Regions from separate parts of the Mus musculus genome. Here region 2 is linked to region 1. The links are chromatin loops, found by intact Hi-C in ENCODE. Cell type or tissue: left cerebral cortex. All regions are shown on one strand.

What was found. Peaks named below come from ENCODE experiments on the same cell type or tissue, not always from the same donor. Only the 100,000 strongest peaks of a DNase experiment are listed, where the experiment ranks them.
Region 2: a loop joins it to region 1, with 2.6 times the contacts of the local background. A loop is called at or near these places in 2 of 42 quality-filtered maps.

Annotation. Positions count from the first base shown.
Region 1 is chr12:43,638,319-43,646,318 of GRCm38, reverse strand. All of the region lies in intron 1 of Gm33384 (a long non-coding RNA gene), which reads left to right. Among named protein-coding and RNA genes, the nearest start is that of Gm26326, 100 kb to the left of the region's middle. In left cerebral cortex, no CTCF peak of the experiment used is centred here; DNase peaks (open chromatin) are centred at 4,028, 4,482 and 4,763; H3K27ac peaks cover 786 bases.
Region 2 is chr12:43,567,644-43,575,643 of GRCm38, reverse strand. No RefSeq gene overlaps it. Among named protein-coding and RNA genes, the nearest start is that of Gm26326, 170 kb to the left of the region's middle. In left cerebral cortex, no CTCF peak of the experiment used is centred here; DNase peaks (open chromatin) are centred at 2,268 and 3,246; H3K27ac peaks cover 862 bases.

The DNA of each region.
Region 1 (8,000 bases):
GAAAGTTGAAAAGAAATCTAATAGTATGTCATAAATAGAAAACAAATAACAAAATGTTAGACATAAGTCTAACTTACAGGTACTCATCTAATGTAAATGAGAAGACACTGAATATAGAAAATGGAGACTGTCAGTGTAGATAATGAAAGTATGGTCAAGTTATTTGCTGTCTAAGCTAAATGTACATCAAGTGTATACAAGACAGGTTGATGGTGAAAGAAAGACAAATTATACACTGAGTTTGAGCAAACATAATAAATCTGAGATGTCTTTACTCATAACAGGAAATATTACAACACAAAGTACTCAAGTGGACAAACTTACCTTTCAAAGTAGTAAAAATATTTCATCAGGAAGAGAGAATGCAAATGTTTTCAGTCATGGGGCTGCAAAGTCATGAAGCAGAAAACTAGAACTAAAGGGAAAATGCAGATCATATCTAGAGATTTTATTATCTATCTTTAAGTAGTTAAGAAAGCAGACAAACAAAAAATTAGTGAATATTCAAAATACAAGAAAAAATAACCATGCAACATGACTTAGCTAGTACTTAAATTTATATTTAATATCAGAATAATAAATGTTTATCAAACAGGCCAATGACATTTTACAGACCATTTCTCTGACTATTGAATAGGTCTCACTAGATTATAAATGATTAAAATTATTGGTATGTAGGCATATATATATATATATATATATATATATAAAATCTGGGGTTGTAAATAAAAATATAGCTAATATTTTGAGGAAAAGGATAAAACCCATGGGCCCAATATCAATGTCAAAAAGAAAAGAAAAAATTGAGAAGTGAATGATAACATTTATATGCTGCAGAACACTTTATAAGTAGTTCAAATATATAAATTATGGAAGATTAAAATTGAACCAAACAACATAAGCAAGTTCCAACATTTAAAAAAAAACACATACAAGGAAAAGAGAGGAGGAAAAATAATAAAAGTAAAATTTAATATATAATAAGAAATGAAGAAAAGAAAAACTTTGAGTCAAGATAAATTAGTTCTTTGAAAATAATTACATAATTTGAATTTCTTTGTAAGTCTGAACAATAATAAAGAAAAACACATTGCCATTATTAGATATATAATTATAAATAATTATAAATTTAAAACCTTTATAAAATTGAAGAAGTCACTGAAAATCATATTCTAAAACTCTAGAAGAAAGTCTAAACACTCAATTTGTTAATAACCATAATTTTGTTACTTAAACTTTTCTTGCAAGTAATTCTGGCTTCAGTAGTATATCAACAAATATTTAATAAACACAATATAAATATTCCAATATTTAATGATTACTCTTGAAGAAACCCTGATTATACTATATAAATATTTCAGGAATTAGAATGTAAGCAACCTCTCTAATTGTTGTGTGAACAGTATGTGGTACTTTGAATAAGAATGGCCTCACTTAGTTGAATGCTTAGTCACCAGAGAATATTATTTGGAAGGATTATAAGGATTTGGAGGTATGGCCTTGCTATAGAAGATGACCTGTTCAGGTTCCATGTTCCTACTGTTATGCATCTCTACTAAGGTCACTGGCATTGACTCCTGGGAGCCTTCTCCATCTCAGGTCTCTGTGTATTCCTAAAGATCCCTCCACTCTCACCCCATGGGCACATGGAGATTTCCATTCATATTTCTGGCCCTCAGGATTTCTCTCCTGTCACCTGATCCTTCCCCTCATCCCCCTCCCTCTCCCACACACTTCCTTCCCTCTATCTCTGAGGACTATTTTTTTTTCTCCTTTTAGGTATGATTTAGGCATTCTTGCTTGGGCCTTACTTCTTGTTTAACTCCTTCATGTCCGTGAAGTATGGAGGTTCTTCCTAAAGCTGTAGCCTGACTGTGATATCCCTTCGTCCATCAGGACTGCCTTGTCTGGCCTCGTGTGAGAGGATGTGCCTACTCTGGCAGAGACTTGATCCCCCAGGGTCAAAGGATATGTAGGAGGCTCCATCTTCTCAGAGGAGAAAGAGGGAGAGTATCAGTGAAGTGGGGCTGGAGGGAGCAGTCTTTGAGTTGTAAATAAATAAATAAATAAATAAATAAGTAAACTTTTTATTTTAAAGGAGATATGGCCTTGCTGGAGTAAGTGTGCTACTGGGGAGTAGGCTTTAAGGTTTTAAAAGACCATGCCAAACCCAGAGTCTCTCTGTCTCTACTAATGGATCAGGATGTAGTTCTCAGGTTGTGCTTCAATGCCTGCCACCCTGTTATGATGATAATTGATTTTACATATGAAACTTGTAACCCAGCATCCAATTAAACACTTTCTTTTATAATAGTTACCTTGGTCATGGTGTCTCTTCACAGCAATAGAACTGTGGCTAAGACAATATACAAAATTGATATTGCTGTTGTAAGAAAAGTAATGTCTATCAAAATATCCCTCATAAATAGAATTATGATATTGGTTAACAAAAAATGTAGCAAACATACCTAGCAATTTGCCTAAGATGCAGCAAAATTATACCAAATCATTACCAAATACAAGATTAATTTTTCCTTGATAAATCAGTCTAATGGAATACTAAATAATAAAATGAACAAGTGATCTGTACAACAACAAAGACAAACCATAAATGTACCTGGATTAAGGAAAGATCATGATATTAAAATATTATAAATGGCACTATTTCATATTTTCTGAAAAGGTAATAATAAAAGAAAACAGAAATAGTGGGTTGCTAGAGCAAACATAATAACTTTTTTAAGTGTAGGGATTTTTTTTGCCTCTTTTCTCTGTGATTATAAAAACAAAAACATGTGTATAAAATCTAACAGAGCTTCAGACCAAAAAAATGTGAGACATTTTCACTAAGTAGGTCTAAAATAAAAAATTCAGAAAATCAACTTGAAATTGTCTATTAATAGAATAAAGCAAATGAGTAATCAAATTTAAATTTTTATGTAATATATTTTACCAAAGTGTTTACCTCAGCCAACTGAAGGCAGAGGTAAATGTCCTCAGTCTAATAAGTGGTAGTACCAAAAAACCTCACAGTTGATGCCATATTTTCCAATGGGAAAAAAGAGAGAGCTTTCTTCCCACTATTTATCTAGCATGTTCTGTCTTATTTCACTGTTCAGTATTATCCTGAGCAGCTAGGCTGAGAAAAGACGCCCAGTTCCAGAGAGCAGTGGGGAGAAAGCAAAACACTTTGTCACCAATATAAAAACTATTATTTGCCACACTGTAAACCAGTAAGAGACGTGTAAGTTTGTTCAGAAAGCTAGCAACTTATTTGAAAGTCTTAATTGGTAAATCAAAAATTCCAATAGACCATATTTAATCTGCCTTAATATAAGGAATTGGCTTATTTTACATTATTTAAAACAGTAGTAACTCAAGAAAACAATTTTCACAGGCCAAACTTGACTAAGTTCACTCAGACCTAGGCTGGCAGCCTAAGATTACTTTTCTATTTTATTTTATTTTATTTTATTTGGTGATGGGCTGATATTAATTGCTTCACTCTATTGCTTTGTTACATAACATTTCTTATTGTATAATCGTAGAAAAAGATGTACTCTCTAGTCAAAGTCAATGGACTTGGTGTAGAGGTGGCTTACATATTGGAATTATCAAGAAGACACGTTAATGTAAATATAGTAACATTACTACATTTTCTAATGGAGAAATACAGAAAGATGACATGAAAAGACATGGTAAAATATCACACATCAGTAAGGATATAGAAATAATAGATATAAAAATATCAATTTTTTTATAATAGCTCAATATAGCACATGAAAGGATTAATACAATTGGGGATGAATATAGAAAATATCAGAACAAAGGCAAATAAGTGAAATAAAGAGCTGATGGGAACTGTGGGAAGATACCTGGCATCTAAGCTTTGATAGAGTAGACATGTTGACCTCAATGGTGACTTGCTTAAGTAAGCAGTCCATGTACTGCTAGATATAGATGGACCCCTGGTCTCTACACTCCAGATGTCAGGCACAACTTCTGATTTTGACAACTGACAATGTGTCTAGACATGGTTGGATGGTGGCTGGAGGATAAAACTATCCACAATTGACAACCACTAGCCTAGAATATATTTCCAGCAATAGATGGGAGAGAATTGATGGAGCAAAGGAAATATTTGAAAAGCTTTTAAATTATAATATTCCTAAGCTTCTTGAAGCAGTAGAAATCTCAACTTATATTTCCAAAATGTTGTGTGAAATATGGTAGAGTAATTAGAAAGACTTTACATAATGATGTGTCATAAGATAAATATTATACAAGCAAACAAATTCATGTGGTACAAATGAGAACAGCAAGCTAAGTACTGATGACTCAGCTGAAATAATCTTGGAACAATATCTTTTTTGATCTTGTTTACTGAAAGAAGTTTATTGAGATCACGTTTACTGAGAGAAAATAATAGGCTGCCATCACAGAATTTTGTCTTCCCAGAGGAAGAACACTCCACAAGAAAGTGAATGAAGATATTTAAAATGTAACACTTTGAGAAAATTTGGCTCAGACATACATTACAAGGAAAACTAAAAGTAAAGCTATCTAGAATAAAGGGAAATAGTGCCAGATGGATATGTAGGATGCATTTAAAGAAGAGATGAAAATCCATCTCAAAATTCAGTGTAATTCACCACATTCAAATGAGCTCCTTGAATAGATCCCACTTTAAAAACATACATGAAAAAAACAAAACAAAAAAAGCAATGCTGAATAGCCTGTTTTCTTAAGAAAGAACAATGTTAGAGGACATTCACCACCTTATCCCATCATTTCTTTCAACACTATAGGTGTCAAAATAGTGTGCTGTTGGCATAGTGGAAAGATAAATGCAAGTGACAAACAAAAGGGATGGTCCAGAAGTTGACTCTCTCACAAAAGAGCAACTGAATTCTTGGCAAGTGATTTTAAAAATTGTACATGGTGTTGAAGCAACTAGATGAATGTGTGAAAGAGTTGGCTTTGATATCAATCTGATTCTGTCTGTAAAAAGCAATTTGAGATTTATCATGGATATCAATTGAAGCCTCAAACAACAAAGTATTTCAAAACTATACAAAGAATGCCTCCAATAACTTCTGGGTCAGAACACAGACACAACTTAGAGAGTAACAAATAAAATTATACTTTGATAAACAGTTCCTGCTAGAATCAACACTGTAAGATCAGCAGAAAATGAAAGGAAAATGAGTCTTCAGCATGTAGATCTGAAAATAAATATAAGAATGACTAAGTCAATAAGCAAAAATCTTAAGATTCAATTTAAAAATGGATAAACTTGCCTGAAATGGGGCTATATGCCTGTAGTCTCAAATCTTGGGAAGCTGAGGTCTTGAGGTTGGTCTATCCACCCATCGCTATCCAGTGGATTTCACACTAGGTTAGGGTGTGTTATAAAGACCTTGTTATAAAGCTCCTAACCAATCCAAACCACACCACACCACACCACACCACACCACACCACACCACACCACACCACACCACACCACACCATACCACACCACACCACACCACATCACACCAAACTAACCAACCAAGCAAGCAACCAACAAACCAACCAAAACAGAATAAAACAACCAAAAGCTAATCAGCCAATCAAAACCAGAAACAACAAAATTGTCAGGCAAAACAGCTATTTCTACAAACCAAATGTGGGATGCTAAAAAGTAGAGGCAAATAAATCTCTGCTGAACCTATAGGGACAATTAGTTTACCATATAAGGAAGAAGTGGGATGACAACAGTAAGTGCTCTGCCCACTGAGAGAAATGTTTCCTTTCACCATACATGACAAAAGAGAAGAACACTTCATATGCTTCAGATAATCATATAGTCATTTATTATAATATAATCTGAATATAAAAATAAAATACATGTAATTATTTATGGAAATGGATCCATACAATGTGCGTTCCTTTATCTTCCTAGGTCTTGACTCAAGAAAAATCTAAGCATGTCTACCAAGATTTTTATAAGGACCCTTATAGCAGCTTTGCTTATAATACCTTGTGACTTGAAACAAGGCAATGCTATTTACAGTGATTAGGCAAAGGAGTAAGACTTAGTAAAGTCTAAGCAAAGGAGTAAGATTTAAAGTCGTAGTGATGCAGACAATAGTATAAATAAACGTCATCACTGATTCATCCTGTGAGAGAACCCAGGCACAGAAAATGCTGTGCTCTTTTAAATTCCATGTTTATGTAACCCAAAGAATCGGTTACTTAGATATAGAAATGCAGTTGTTTTGTGTTGAGTATAGATTTGGTGGGAGATGAAAAGCTTCGGTGAAGATGAGAATGTCTAAATCTTCAGTCAAGTGGTGGCGCCAGAGCAGATACTTGGGAAGATGTAGCAGAGTGGACATTTAAAATTGATACATTTTCAAATGTTAGTCATTCCTCATCATAAAACAGACAAAGACAAATAAGCCAATAAAAACAAGACAGCTGAAGGGTTGGCAGTTATCAAAAGAAGAGACAACAATGGAGAAAAGATACATGAAAGATGTACAGTACCATGCATCACCAGTACGTTAAAATTAAAATTAAAGTAAATACATCAGTCAGAGAAGCAACATTCAAAATGACTCATAAGAATGGCCTTAAATTTTTTGTTCTTATGATGACTAAGTTGATAAAAAGGTAAAACTCATGAAATTTTATATTTTTTTACTCTTTGCAAATTTTATTTGAATAATAAAAAAGTCAGAAATTTGACACATGGATGAGGCAAAAAAAAAAATCCCACAGAACTCTTAGGTAGATTTTAGAACCACTTTCTAGGGTAGGCTTAGAGGATTGGTGCCACAAATATGACTTAACTGTCCTGTTAGGATAGCTTTATAGAAAAATGATGTGTTAAAGCCATAGATCGTCTTCATTAGCTGGGACAGTAATATCATCAACTACCAGTAAAGCAAGTCTGTCATGACCGGAATAAGGTTAGTGATTGATTTTGCAAGCATTGTCTTGTCAGTCCTCCCACAGTGACTACTTGACCTCATTAACTGCGGCTAAATACTGGAGTTTGACTGCAGAGAAAAATAAAACCACTTTCTCTGCATGTGCCTTGCCAAAGGAATCAATGCTGTTGTCCTTGTTCTTTTCCTATTTTCAACATGGTGCAACATGTCTTATATGTAGCACTGTAACCATAAGAGGACATGGGGGCTATTACTTTTATATGCCAGTGGCTCCGGAGAAGGAAAGTCCACACTAACAATGACACGATGGAAACCAAGCGTTTGTCAGCCATCTTTAACAGAGGTGCAGACATCCTTACTTTTCACAGGCACTGAGACCAGTAATGCTTAAGGCAGGCAACTGAGTGTAATGTTTAGCTTTCTAAGCACTAAGCACAACTCTGAAAGTTACAGTCTATTTTTACTTGCATTTTGATTACTCCAGCTCAATATTCTGGCATAATGTTTGGTTCATGATCTGTGATCCAGAGAATAATAACACTGGAAATCTTGTTTGGAATATTAAGAAAGAGGGTTGGAGAAAACTTTCATCATCTGAAGCATATTTTTTTCCCATGCAAATATTTTTAGCTAGTCATTTTCACTTAAATGGAATGTAATTATATGATTAGACTGAGATGAGCTACAGGGAAATTTACCAATCTAATTGAAACTAAAAAATAATTGGAAAGCCTATCTATGATGCTCCAAACTGCAAAATATATGTATATTAGCTTTATCACTGACTTCGCACTGGAAATTATTCTGGGTCTTGCAAAGGCAGAGCTCAAGGAATATATTGAGGAATTTTACTACATATTCTGAGCCCATGTGGCAAATTAATAAAGGACATCATTCTGATTCCCTGAAAGTTATACTTCACATTTTACTCTACAAATTACTTTGAAATTTATTCTTCTATCTTGGCATGAGATTAGTTCAGTCACCTAAAGGCTACCAACAGTGTCTTGAGTGACAGGCTCCATATTGAAAGTTAAGATCCAATTTGCACTTCAAAGTAT
Region 2 (8,000 bases), 71 kb after region 1:
ATGTGTGCAAAGATAAGCACATGAGTAGACCCCCCCACACACACACACAATTTTTAAAATGTGAGCTAAAGATAATAATATATTTAGTACAAATTTTGAGTTGTAAAGTATTTTTTTTTTGAGACAGGGTTTCTCTGTATAGCCCTGGCTGTCCTGGAACTCACTATGTAGTCCAGGCTGTCCTTGAACTTTGAAATCCACTTGCTTCTGCCTCCCGAGTACTGGGTTTAAAGGCGTGCGCCAGAGTTGTAAAGTATTTTAATGTGTTAAACATAGTCTTTAGTAATTTGTACTCTGCTCTTTATCGCAGGACAAATATCATAAAGAAGTAAAAGAAAGGTAAAGGTATAATCCTGAGGTTAGTGATTAAACTAAGATATTTAATCATTTAAACTTGTTAAAGTTCATGTGGCAGTTTTCAGATACTGGTCAGAAATATATTATCTGCCACAGTCTTTGTGCTTTCTGTTGTCTTATGAATCTCAAGCTGTTCTATTTGATCACAATTATTGAGATCTAATGACACCCTTTAAGGCCTCTCCAAACGATCTTTATGATGAGTGAATGTCTGCTCAAGAGAAAGCTCCATTTTGATCACACAGTAGACAAACTAGGCTGTACTGAACTTTAAATGCGACATGGGAAGAGGTCCATGACTGGATGTGTATTTTTGTACCAATTGCATCTGCAGCTTCAGTGTCTGCTCATGTACAAGTTCCAAATTTCTGAGCCTTTTAATTGATCAATCAATGCTTTCATAAAATCTGAAATAATTATTTTGTAAATTCTTCCAAATAATAAAAGGGAGTCTTCTTTCACTTTACTGTCTACACACAACTTTTTTCAAAAACATTGACTATGGTCTTTCTTTTCCTTGTGGCATCTTAGCCCTAGTTATATGATACAGTCTGAATAGTTGGAACTTGGATAGGACACTAAAGCAATAATGTGAGTGCTGGCTTTCAAGCATATTTGAGAGTAATACCTATGTGCCGCCAGTTTCAACAATGAGCAAATCACAATTTCATTTCATCTGCTCCTGGTTTGTCTGGACATTTATTTCATTTTGGCCTGTGTTGAAACCAATTTAAATAACCTTATAATTTATTTTATGGATATTTTATATAAATGTTTCATGTAAAATAATCTTAAATGTAACCACACAGCAGATCATGTGCAAAATAACAATTATTTTAACATCATTAATTACACATTAATAATCACTTTTCCCCAAATATTCTGCCAAACAATGTCTTACATTTTTTACATTTTTGCCGTCTTGATATGCAAATTTTGCAGTTGAAAAATTTTTTATTTGGTCTCCTTTCTTCTCTTTATTTATCTGCTATCTATTTGTTGAAGAAATAGGTGAAAGAGCACTCTTGTCCAAAATATTTGTCCTTTACCTCATGCTGGTATTTATATTTTGATTATTTAAAATGTAAAGAAATCTAGAATAATATGAAGCCAAAGTTTAAAATACTGCAGAAGGTATACTTCAGGCATGGATTATCCCCATGTGACCATTGTACTGTACAATGTACCTGTGCTGAAATGGTCATGGAGGACAGTGATATTGTTTCCCTCATCTACTATTTTCCCGATCATATGTCATTTAATATGATATATATCCTCCTCTACACCTCCTGTTATATTCAAGTATTGACTATATTTTTTGTTCAATACTTTGCTATGTTTACTCTATACTTATACCTACATCAGGTGACACATGCTATCTTCCTTGTTGTCTCTTCTTTATGACAGTTGTAGTCTCTGACTTTTATTTTTAGTAGGATAGTACATTTTTGTTGTTCCATAACTTCTTCAATTTCTTCTTATTTTGATGTTACTCTTACCTGCAGAATCACAGTAGATGCATAGGAAATATAACGGGTAATCTTTAGACTTTAATTACAGTCCCTGGTACTTGGGGTGAGTAAAAGAAAATCATCCAATAATTACTTTTGCTATACATCTTAGCTCACATTTTATATTATAGCATTGGAGACAATAGGATCTTACCTTTCTGGTGAGAATTACTTTTTTTATTACTTTGTATAATAAACTACATTTTTCCATGTAGAATTCAATAAGGGGATAGATTTTATTATTTGTATTTAATGAATATATAGCTACAATTTACTCTTTCAAACATTGCTATGATCATAAGTAAGTTTTTTAGGACCTAGATTCATAATGACAGAGCAGCCAATTATGGTGGCATTTTGGAAGCTAGAAAGCAGATGGCCATGGGCTGCCCACTTAGCCAGCACTAACCTTGAAATAGAAAACACTGTGAAAGAATCAAAATTAAACTCATATTTAAAAAAAAATAGAAACTAGTAGTGCATATGGAAATAAGAGTGAAGCAATTTGTCATTAAAGAAGATCTGATGATATTTAAAAGTATATCTCAGGTAAGCATTTGGGCACTGGAGACATTGGTGTAGGGGGTGGATAGGCTGTATACACATACACTTTCCTCTTGTGAGCTAATGCATATTGTTATATGGAGAAGCAGAAATAATTTATATGCAAATGTTGGTGGATTTTTTTCCTTTACTCCATTTAGCTTCTAATACATGGATAACCAGACTTTTATCCCTTGGCAAGCGACTAGAGGCATCTCTGGGGCATTTGCCTTCTTCATAGGAGAAGGAAGAAACAATACTGTGCTCTGTTTTTTTCTTATACTTGGATGAATCTCACTCAAGTGAGCTTCAGAGCATGGTAACACATACTTATCATCAGGAGACAAGGAAATTCAGCAATCCAAGGTCAGTTTCGGCTCTGCAGAAAGATTATCCCTAATAGAACAGTAAGAAATGAATAAGCTCAAGAGACAATACAAATAAATACATGCAGAGAGAAAAAGAGAGAATTTATGACATAAGAACAAAATGATATGAAAAATTCAGAGACTTAAAATTTAAAACAACCTATGAGAGTATTGTAACAGAGTATGGATGAACACTCTTAGAATCTGCTTTGCTTTCAAAAAGACGAATTTTAGTTACATTGAAAGTGATGCAAAGGATGGTTCCCATGTGGAAGTCCATCTGATTCTAAATATTTCACTGGGACTTTTCCTACCCTAGACAGCTGCAATATGATGAGGAGAACCTAAGGGTACTTGCTCTTTGGCCTTATTTTCAGCAATGCAAGTAAAATCATTTTTCCCATCTTTAGAAACAAGAATGATACTGTACAAATTCCAAGTGGCTGAAGGAGTTACTGGCGAGGAAAATGTCATGTTTTGCCAGTTTAGAAATCAAACAAATGCCATAATTAGTATCTGAAGACATGCAGGAATGGATTTTCCTTGTCTGTAGTAGGATTTAGACGTGACTCATTTTAGCTTTGGAGACTGTTTGACAATGTATAACCCAGACACAGGTGAAAATATAAACACAGAAAGGAAGTTTCTGTACGGGATTCAGTACACTCCAGTGAGGTCATTCCCTTGACTTTCCCTGTAGTTGGAGCAGACATCGTTGGCAGCATACAGGGTTCCTCATATTCAGAAAAATGGAAACTTTTATAGCATTCTGCCAGCAAGTCATTTTCTTTACTGGCCTTTTTCCCCCAAGGAAGACAAATAAGCACACCTGTTGTTCAGAAGAGAAATAAAGAAAGATGTCATCCGCAAAGTCAACTAGCTGGGCAGTAGACAGGTGCAACCTTGTCTCCTGGGCAGATGGGACCAGCAGATGCTATTTTAACATGTTATGCTCAGTGAAGTGAGAACATAAATGGATACAGATACATAATAGCATAGAACACAAAAGACTCAAATTATCTATACACCTAGAATATATAATTTTTACCTACTCATAAAAAAGAGACCACAAACACAAAAAAAAATTAGACAAAAGATAGTTGTTTTCACAAAACTGTGTAACAAACACTAAACACTACAAATTATCTGATAACATTAATTCTCTTTTTAAATAATTCGTTAAATTCTCATATAAATATGGCTATTCAGAACCTCAGTGGCTAGAATGGAGTGAGTTATTGGTGAGAATAGGGAAAATTGATGTCCTCATAAATCACCAGTGAAACTTGAATTGTATTATCTCTTTTGAAAACTCCTTAATGGTAAGTACTATAGCAGAATATATGGAACCATTATAACTAGGGATTCCATTCCTAAACATATGCTGAAAAGAAAGTACAGCCAATCACATGCACAATAAAGTTTATATTAAAAATCAACTGCTTGTAACTCCAGTTCCTGTGGATTTTGACTTTCTCTTCTGGTCTCTGAACAACTCTTCATATACGTACCTATACCCACATAGACACACATGCATGCATATAACAATAAATCTCTAGAAAGTGATGTTGTAGTTACTCAGATAAGAAACAATTTTGAAAAAAAAAAGTATCTGCTTCATGCACTGATAAATCAATTCCAGAAAGACTGAAAATCTAATTAAGTACACTGTATACCTGCTTCACAACATTATAAGATTGCCTGTTGAAAAGGGTATCTGTAGAGATAATCTTTCTCTAAGAAAATAAACATACACAAAAGAAAATCTGATAGGAGCAAGCAACATGTTTCCAAATGGACAACATTAAAAAATAAGTAAACTGAAAAGTTTAAGGTTCAAAATCCAAGGTTTATAAACTGGAGACTATATGAATGCCTAGCAGTAATAAAGAGGTTATATAAACATTATACCAAGATTTGAAACTACATAAATAGGAGCATTTAATGAGTAGTAAAGGATAAAATAGCACTTTTGAACCACACATTATTAAATTTTGTAGATGGGAATAATAGTGAAATGTGGGGAGCGGGTGTGGCGGCAGTCCCAAAGGCGCCAGAGACTGCAGCTAAGTCATATGACTTGCACCTGACTTCCTCATATAAGACACAAACATCTTGAGTGCTGCGCAGGTGTACCAGGATACAGGTGAATCCAATTTGGTGGAGATTTGCCCCTGCTGCCCTGATTAGCTGAAGCCTCGTGACTGGCGAGGGGGCGTGGCCTGCGGTGCGTGGATGAGAGAGTATAAAAGGAGTGAGAGGCCCAGGGTTCGGGGGAGATATAAACAGGGGAGATATAAACAGGGGAGATATAAAAACAAGGGAGATATAAACAAGGGAGATATAAAAACAGGGGAGATATAAACAAGAGACTATGTCAAAAGAAGAAACAGGACTGAATAAACGTGTGCAGAAGGATCCTGTAGCAGCATCGTTCTTCCTGGCCAGTTGAGCGCGCGTAAGAGTTGGTGCCGGAAACCCGGGAAGAAAAACTCGGGACGGGACGAGAAGACCTAGGACGAGAAGACCTGGGACGAGAAAACCCGGGAAAAGAAACATCTTCAGGCATGAGCGAAGACCCCCTGCTACAGGGAGGATTCAGAACTGCATCACGGGGAAGGAGTGGTTAATAAAAGTTCCCGTAAAACAGACTGTTGAGAAGGATCCGGCGTGGATTCAGAACTCTTCAGCTGGGGAACGGTACTGATGAAGAGAAAGAAGAAAGATGAAGACTGAGTAAACTGCTGTTAGAAGGACTGGTGGTCGCATCGTTCTTGCTGGTCGAGAGCGGGCGCGACAATTGGTGGCCCGTACGGGGAACTGACTCCCCCACCGAGTTCAGAACTTTCAGCAGTCAGTGGTTGCCAGCAGGGTAAGTTCACGGTGAGTGAAACTTGCGACCCCAGGAGTTTGGGAAGGACCTCGGATAAAATAGAGGTGAGCATAAAGTTGCCAGGAAGTAGGCACAAAGTAACCCAGGAGTTTGGGAAGGACCTCGGATAAAATAGAGGGGAATATAAAGTTGCCAGGAAGCAGGCACAAAGTAACGATAGGTTCCCGGTTTTGGGATAAGTTAAGGTTCCCGGTTTGGGGACAAGTTAAGGAACTATGATAACCTCAGTGTAGTGATCAATAGATCCTCGCTGTGTAGTTATGCTTTTTTCTCCCATTGACCCTTTGTGGGTAGGTCTGATAGTTTTGGTCTTGTTTGTTCTGATATATGGACTCTGTTACTGTTTGAAACTGTGTGTAGAGGCAGTCAAGACAGGTCAGAAAATCCTTATAGAGCAACAAGAAAGTATGTCGGAGGAAGAGAAGGGCTTAAAAAGAAAAAGGAAAAAGAAAGGAGACACAGTGTTATCAGGTGAACAGAAAGGACAAAATAAAAGAGTTGAGGCAGAGGAGGAAGGCGAATTAGCTTTTTTGCCGCCTCCCTATGCCTCCTCAGCAGCCACCTGTAGGCAGACCTTCTGTCCGGAGGTCTGGAAAGAGGATAGATTCTCCTTGCTGGGATGTCCTATTTTCACTGATCAAGCTAAATTTGCATGGGATAGAGATATGCTGCTTGATCAAGGTCGATTTGCACAACAATAGTCAGGATATCCAGTACAGGTGTTTAAGCAGGTGAATCAGATTGCCATAAGGGCACAGAAATCATTGCCCAACAGAGGGGAAGCTAGTGAAAACTTGACTCTCATATTGACTCCCCAGATGGACACACAGGTGATTGAGGTTATGGTCTCATCACCACGAGGTATTGTGTCCATCCCCCCTGGGATCGACCAGATCAGGTGTTGACATGGGCGAGAGGGTCTGTTTGTGTGTTTCCACAGGACCAGACGGAACCTCTTTGGGTGCCGGAGAGGTTGGTGAGACGCTGCAAGAATGAGGCTCCTGATCCAGTTGCCCCTGTGGATGTGGTGGATGATCCCACAAGCACAAACGATGGAGCCGAGATGGGAGATCCTTTCAGTGTTCCAGAAGCCGATACCAGCTCGACATGACGTTCACATTTTTCCACGCTTTTTGATCCCTGAATTCCCCTTAAAGAGATAGCCCCGCTGGCCATCTATCCCTTGCTTCAGGGAAGATGAGCGGGGATGAGAGCCCTGGGATGTATGCTTGTTATAGTGTGTGTGTGTGTTTTGTGTTGGGCACATGTGTTAGGTGCAGAGTGTGCAGGCCCGCACTTTCGCCATGGTAGCATAGGCTTTTGCTGCAGTGGAGGCGGGACAATCTCCTCAGATTCGGTTTGCCGCTCTAAAAGAAATTATGCTGCGTTATGCCGTGGGGTGCGAGGCTAAGCACTGCACAGAGGATAGCTTGCTGTTGGCATCCTGTGGAAGGCATGTCTGATTGCATGAAGGTTCAGTGTCCTAGTTCCCTTCCCCCAGGAAAAACGACACGGGAGCTGGCCAAGACCTCTCTGGGTGATGAGCCTAAGGGATGGTTTTGTGTAGGGCCCCTATGCTTGCACACTGGGGATCAGACCTCTACCTTCACCCATGAGGCTTGCTTGCAGCAATTAAGATCTGGCCATAGATTAAGTAACATCCTGGCCTTTTGATGCACCTGCCGCAAGCAAAACACAATCTCCCCAGGTGTGGCTTGGCATAATAGAGAGGTAGTTAGTGATAAGACTCCCTGGGCATGTCACCAACCTAAGACAGGGATCAAACCAATGCTGTTTGTCACCCAAGGACGGGTAAGGGGCATGGCTGCTGGGGGCTATCTACAGACATTCTCTCTGCCAAAAAAGAAAAAAGGGGGAATTGTGGGGAGCGGGTGTGGCGGCAGTCCCAAAGGCGCCAGAGACTGCAGCTAAGTCATATGACTTGCACCTGACTTCCTCATATAAGACACAAACATCTTGAGTGCTGCGCAGGTGTACCAGGATACAGGTGAATCCAATTTGGTGGAGATTTGCCCCTGCTGCCCTGATTAGCTGAAGCCTCGTGACTGGCGAGGGGGCGTGGCCTGCGGTGCGTGGATGAGAGAGTATAAAAGGAGTGAGAGGCCCAGGGTTCGGGGGAGATATAAACAGGGGAGATATAAACAGGGGAGATATAAAAACAAGGGAGATATAAACAAGGGAGATATAAAAACAGGGGAGATATAAACAAGAGACTATGTCAAAAGAAGAAACAGGACTGAATAAACGTGTGCAGAAGGATCCTGTAGCAGCATCGTTCTTCCTGGCCAGTTGAGTGCGCGCAACAGT